Regions from separate parts of the Homo sapiens genome. Here region 1 is linked to region 2. Evidence: chromatin loops called from intact Hi-C (ENCODE). Cell type or tissue: OCI-LY7. All regions are shown on one strand. Each heading gives the region's core, and the rest is flanking DNA. Links, peaks and the distances in the headings are about the cores only.

Region 1 (2,920 bases), core at 173-2,672, 150 kb after region 2:
CTGTTTCCAGGCACCTAAGGACGTTATCAGCCTGGCACTATTTAAACATAATTTTTCAGCTTGGGTTTTCCTGAACTATCCAGATAGTATAAGTTAACTGCAAGGCCAGATAATATAGTTACAAACTCTTGAAGGAAACTTTTTTATTATTATGCTTTTTTTCTATTCAGAGCTGAGGCTGAAATGGACAAGTTATTTTTGTGGTTTTCCTTTGCTGGCTGGACTTTGGGCCAACTGTTTAACCTTTTCCAGTTTCAGTTTAAAACTTACAGCATAGATTTCTTGTGAGCATTAAATGACATAATGCAAGTGAGGTGCTTAGATTGTGCTTGACATAAAGTACTTGATAAGTGTTACTTTTTGTTTTGCTCTTTTTGTGGCAAGAACTAGATCCAAACCAATTAGAAATGGTACAAAACAGGCCAGGCATGGTGGCTCACTTCTGTAATCTCAGCACTTTGGGAGGCTGAGGCCAGTGGATCTCTCAAGCCCGAGTTTGAGACCAGCTTGCGTAACATGGTGAAACCCCGTGATATGGCTTGGATTTGTGTCCCTGCCCAAATCTCATGTCGCACTGTAATCCCCAATGTTGGAGGAGGGGCCTAGTGGGAGGTGATTGGGTCATGGGGGTGAATTTTCCCCTTGCTATTCTAGTGATAATGAGTTCTCATGAGATCTGGTTGTTTAGAAGTGTGTAGCACCTTTCCCTTTGCTCTCTTCCTCCTGCTCCAGACAAGTAGGATGTGCCTGCTTCCCCTTCACCTTCCACCATGATTATAAGTTTCTTGAGGCCTCCCCAGCCATGCTTCCTGTACAGTCCGTGGAAACATGAGCCAATTAAATTTATTTTCTTTATAAATTACCTAGTCTCAGGCAGTTCTTTTTTTGTTTGTTTTTGTTGTTGTTTTGTGATGGAGTCTTGCTCTGTTGCCCAGGCCGGAGTGCAGTGGCACGATCTCAGCTCACTGCAATCTCTGCCTCCCGAGTTCAAGTGATTCTCCTGCCTCAGCCTCCTGAGTAGCTGGGATTACAGGTGCGTTCCGCCATGCCCGGCTAATTTTTGTATTTTTAGTAGACACAGGCTTTCACCATGTTGGTTAGGCTGGTCTCGAATTCCTGACATCGTGATCCACCCACCTTGGCCTCCCAAAGTGCTGGGATTACAGGCATGAGCCACCGCGCCCAGCCTGGCAGTTCTTTATAGCAATGTGAGAATGGACGAATACATCCTGTCTCTACAAAAAAAATAAAAAGAAAAAATAGCTGAATGTAGTGATGTGCACCTGTGGTCCCAGCTACTCAAGATACTGTGGTGGGAGGATCACCTGAGCCCAGGAAGTCACGGCTGCAGTGAGCTGAGATTGCGCCACTGCACTCCAGCCTGTGCCTATGAATAGGTGACAATATATGTGATTCAGATACTACCATGGAATATATGCAAAATATCCTTTAGGGAAGTGAGAGATGAAGAAGCTATTTGATTTTTCTGAGACCTCCAGGAAAGACGCTTAAGTTCCTCATTTGGCATTCTCTTCTGTGGTCCTAGAACACAGCAGGATTGCTAAATCTCATGATTTACAGAATATTAGTGTTGATATTTAGTGAAAAAGTCAGTTCACTAGTTCAGTGCAGTGGTAACATCCCTCATCAGGATGATCATAGGCCCCGAACACATGGGCTGAACTTTCATCAGCCCCATGTGGGTATCAGCCTCATATGGGGTGTATTAGTTTGCTAGGGCCACTAAAACAAAGTGCCACAAACTGTCTGGGCACGGTGGCTTATGCCTGTAATCCCAGCACTTTGGGAGGCTGAGGAGGGTGGTTCACCTCATGTCAGGAGTTCGAGACCAGCCTGGCCAATGTGGTGAAACCCCATGTCTACTAAAAATACAAAAATTAGCAGGGCGTGATGGTGGGTGCCTGTAATCCCAGTTAATTGGGAGGTTGAGGCAGGAGAATCACTTGAACCCAGGAGACGGAGGTTGCAGTAAGCTGAGATTGCACCACTGCACCTCCAGCCTGGGCGACAGAGCGAAACTCTGTCTCAAAACAAACAAACAAAAAAACAAAGTGCCACAAACTGAGTGGCTTAAACAGAAATTTATCATCCCACACTTCTGGAGGCTGGAAGTCTGAGAGCAAGGTATTGGCAAGGCCAGGATCCCTCTGAGGGTGCAGGAAAGGGTCTGTTCCAGGCCTCTCTCCTGGATTCTGGTAGTTCCTTGGCTTGTGGCAGCAACACTCCTATCTTCACATGGTGTTCTCTCTGTGCACATGTCTGTCTCTGCATCCAAGTTTCCCTTTTATAAGGATATCAGTCTTACTACTCTGGTATGACCTCATCTTAACTAATTATGTTTGCAAAGACTCTATTTTTGAATAAGGTTACATTGTGAAGTGCTAGGGGTTGGAACTTCAACATACGAACATACGAATTTGGGGATGGGGACACACAATTCAACCCATAACTGGGTAGATCTTCCTCTGTGCTGTCAATAGAGGCAGAAACAAATTCTTCCTGTTCCTGTGTGCCACTGCCCGCCTACTCCTATGCCTCTCAGCTTTTTCTTTTCCCCTCCACACACCCATGGCTTGTTTGAAATATACATCCCTTTCCCTGGGCAGCTGCAGTAATTTCTCAGTCTTGACTCCCAGGCAGTGAAATGTGCTGGGAACAGATGTCTCCAAATCTGTTTGTGTCACTGTCTCAGATTCAGATGAAAGCCCAACTTACATGTACCAGGAATTTAGCATGTGTTTTTACATACCTTACCTCTCTGTCCTCACAATATCCCTCTAGAGTAGTATCATACCGTCTTCATGAGGAAATTAAGGCTCATAGATGCTGAGTAACTTACCCAAAATTTTACCATTAATAACTAGTAGAGCTAGAAATATGAACCATCAGGGTAGGATTT
Region 2 (2,920 bases), core at 304-2,803:
ATGCAATAGCATGATCTCAGGTCATTGCAACCTCCACCTCCTGGGCTCAAAAAATTCTCCTGTCTCAGCCTCCCAAGTAGCTGGGATCACAGGTGTGTCCCACCACGCCTGGCTAATTTTTTGTATTTTTAATAGAGACAGAGTTTTGCCATGTTGTCCAGGCTGGTCTTGAACTTCTGGCCTCAAGTGATCAACCCTCCTTGGCCTCCCAAAGTCCTGGGATTACACAAAAATGGATAGGCATGATGCTATCCATTTTAACACCATTTTGCTGCTGTATGGCAAATGGGTGGAGGAGAAGAGTGGAAGCTACAAGACTAGTTAGGAGGCTTTTGCAGTATATAGGCAAGAGATGTTGGCTGTTGGTACTATGATGATAGCAGGTGAGTTTGAGATGAATACATGGATTCAAGATACATTTTAGAGAGAGAATCCACAGTAAGTACTGAAGAATTGGATGTGGATAGCAAGGGAAAGGGAGGAGTCAAGGATGACTCAGATTATTAGCTTGTGCTATAGGGAAGATGGTGGTGCTGGTTTACTGAGATAAGGGAAGACCAAGGTCTGAGGTGGAGGTGGGGAGGTCAGCAGAAGGAATAGGTTTGTGGGGAGAAAATAAAGATTTATGTTTGGGGCATATTGGGAAACCTAATCCCATCCAAATGAAGATGTCATAATTTTTAAACATGAGTCATGGGCTCAGGAGAGAATTACAAGCTAAAGATAAAAATTGGGGGCCGGGCGCAGTGGCTCATGCCTGTAATCTCAGCACTTTGGGAGGCCGAGGTGGGCAGATCATAAGGTTAGGAGATCGAGACCATCCTGGCTAACATGGTGAAACCCTGTCGCTACTAAAAGTACAAAAAAATTAGCTGGGCATGGCAGCATGTGCCTGTAGTCCCAGCTACTTGGGAGGCTGAGGCAGGAGAATGGTGTGAACCCGGGAGGCGGAGCTTGCAGTGAGCCGAGATCGTGACACTGCACTCCAGCCTGGGTGACAGAGCGAGACTCCATCTCAAAAAAAAAAAAAAAAATTGGGGACTCAGGCTGGGTTCGATGGCTCACACCTGTAGTCCCAGCACTTTGGGAGGCCAAGGTGGGTGGGTCACCTGAGATCAGGAGTTAAAGACCAGCTTGGCCAACATGGTGAAACACCATCTCTACTAAAAATACAAAATTTAGCTGAGTGTGGTGGCGGTCACCTGTAATCCCAGCTACTCTGGAGGCTGAAGCAGGAGAATCACTTGAACCCGGGTGGCAGAGGTGGCAATGAGCCGAGATCGCACCATTGCACTACAGCTGGGAGACAAGAGTGAAACTTCATCTCAAAAAAAAGAAAAAAAATGGGGGCCTCAGCATAATGATGATAAAACCATGAGAGGAAGTGAAATCACTCAAGGCAAGTGCAGAGAGAGGAGCAGATGTTCTTGAAGTCTGAAAGAGGAAGGGGAGCTAGTCAAGGAGACTGACAAGTAGCCACCAATGAGAGAGTGGTATTGCAGAAGTGAAGGGTGGAAAGCATTTCAAGAAGGAAGGAGTAAGCAAGTGAGGGATTCCGAATGCTGCTGAGGAGTAGAGTAAGATGAGGACAGAGAAATACCCTGTATATTTGACAATAGAGGCTTCTGTTTTAGTGCTGGGAACAGTAGCCAGACTTTACTGATAGTAAGAGTAAACAGGAAGTGGGTCAGTGTAGGCTCTTTGTTTTCCACCACTCCATTAGTTGCTATCATTGTTATTTTTTGTGATGCCACAACTACATTGACATATACAGTCCAAGATTAGCTGCTTATTCATCTAAAATAATGGTGATTTCTTATGCTTGTTTTAGGATTTGGATGATGTGTTGGAGAAAGCCAAGAAGGTAAGTCAATATTTGTAATTGCTCTTTTGGTTTTTTATTTTAACTATCATTTCAAGCCAAAACAGCTTGAAATTTAGATATACTACCTTGATGTTTCAGTAGTTTATAGTAAGTAGCATTTTTTATTTTTATTATTTTATTTATTTATTTATTTATTTATTGAGACAGAGTCTCGCTCTGTCGCCCAGGCTGGAGTGCAGTCGTGTGATCTTAGCTCACTGCAACCTCTGCCTCCAAGGTTCAAGTGATTCTCCTGCCTCAGCCTCCTGAGTAGCTGGGACTATAGGCACACGTCACTGCACCCAGATAATTTTTGTATTTTTAGTAGAGACAGGGTTTCACCATGTTGGCCAGGCTGGTCTTGAACTCCTGACCTGAGGTGATCTGCCCACCTCGACCTCCCAAAGTGCTGAGATTGCAGGCGTGACCCACTACGACCAGCCAATTTTTATTATTTATAATTAAAATAGAGACAAGATCTGACTATATTGCCCAGGCTGGTGTCAAACTTCTGAGCTCAAGCAATCTACCCACCTTGGGCTCCCAAAATGCTGGGATTATAGGCATGCGGCACTGCTCCCAGCCTAAGTAGCATTTATTAAGTGTTTGCTACATGCCAGGTAGTGAGCTAAGGCCTTTCTCGACTTTACCTCATTCAATGTTTCACAATAGCCTTCTGAGGAAATTACTAATTTATAGCCAATCATTCCCCATTTTTATAGATGAGGAATCTAAGGCCTAGAGATGAGTAACTGGTCCAAAGACACATGCTAGTGAACTGATAGAGACAAGTTAGTCTGAATTCAAAACATGTTCCTATAGCTACCATGCTCAACAGCCCTATGGAACAAATTGGTCCATCTTTCAGTTTTTAAATTCATGTGGTTCTGGAGATCTGGGATATATTATTAAAGTTTTCTGAGATGTTTTGATTTGCTTAGAAAAATTATTTTTTTGGAAGTGTTTATGAAATTCATTGTAACTAGCATTTTGTGGCCATCTCAAAAAATGATACAGCCAGAAATGGTTGTAGTGCATTTTTACATACAGGTAACT

Evidence for each region. Peaks named below come from ENCODE experiments on the same cell type or tissue, not always from the same donor. Only the 100,000 strongest peaks of a DNase experiment are listed, where the experiment ranks them.
Region 1: a loop joins it to region 2, with 4 times the contacts of the local background. A loop is called at or near these places in 3 of 110 quality-filtered maps.

The regions. Positions count from the first base shown.
Region 1 is chr1:212,943,005-212,945,924 of GRCh38, forward strand. No RefSeq gene overlaps it. Among named protein-coding and RNA genes, the nearest start is that of VASH2, 6.1 kb to the right of the region's middle. In OCI-LY7, for the core only: no CTCF peak of the experiment used is centred there; a DNase peak (open chromatin) is centred at 1,357; H3K4me3 peaks cover 1,639 bases; H3K27ac peaks cover 2,500 bases.
Region 2 is chr1:212,793,264-212,796,183 of GRCh38, forward strand. It overlaps TATDN3 (TatD DNase domain containing 3), which reads left to right. Exons shown (of 10, transcript NM_001042552.3): 2 at 1,832-1,864. Among named protein-coding and RNA genes, the nearest start is that of TATDN3, 2.8 kb to the left of the region's middle. RefSeq lists enhancers at 854-1,354, 1,233-1,302, 1,643-1,692. In OCI-LY7, for the core only: no CTCF peak of the experiment used is centred there; a DNase peak (open chromatin) is centred at 1,418; H3K4me3 peaks cover 748 bases; H3K27ac peaks cover 2,500 bases.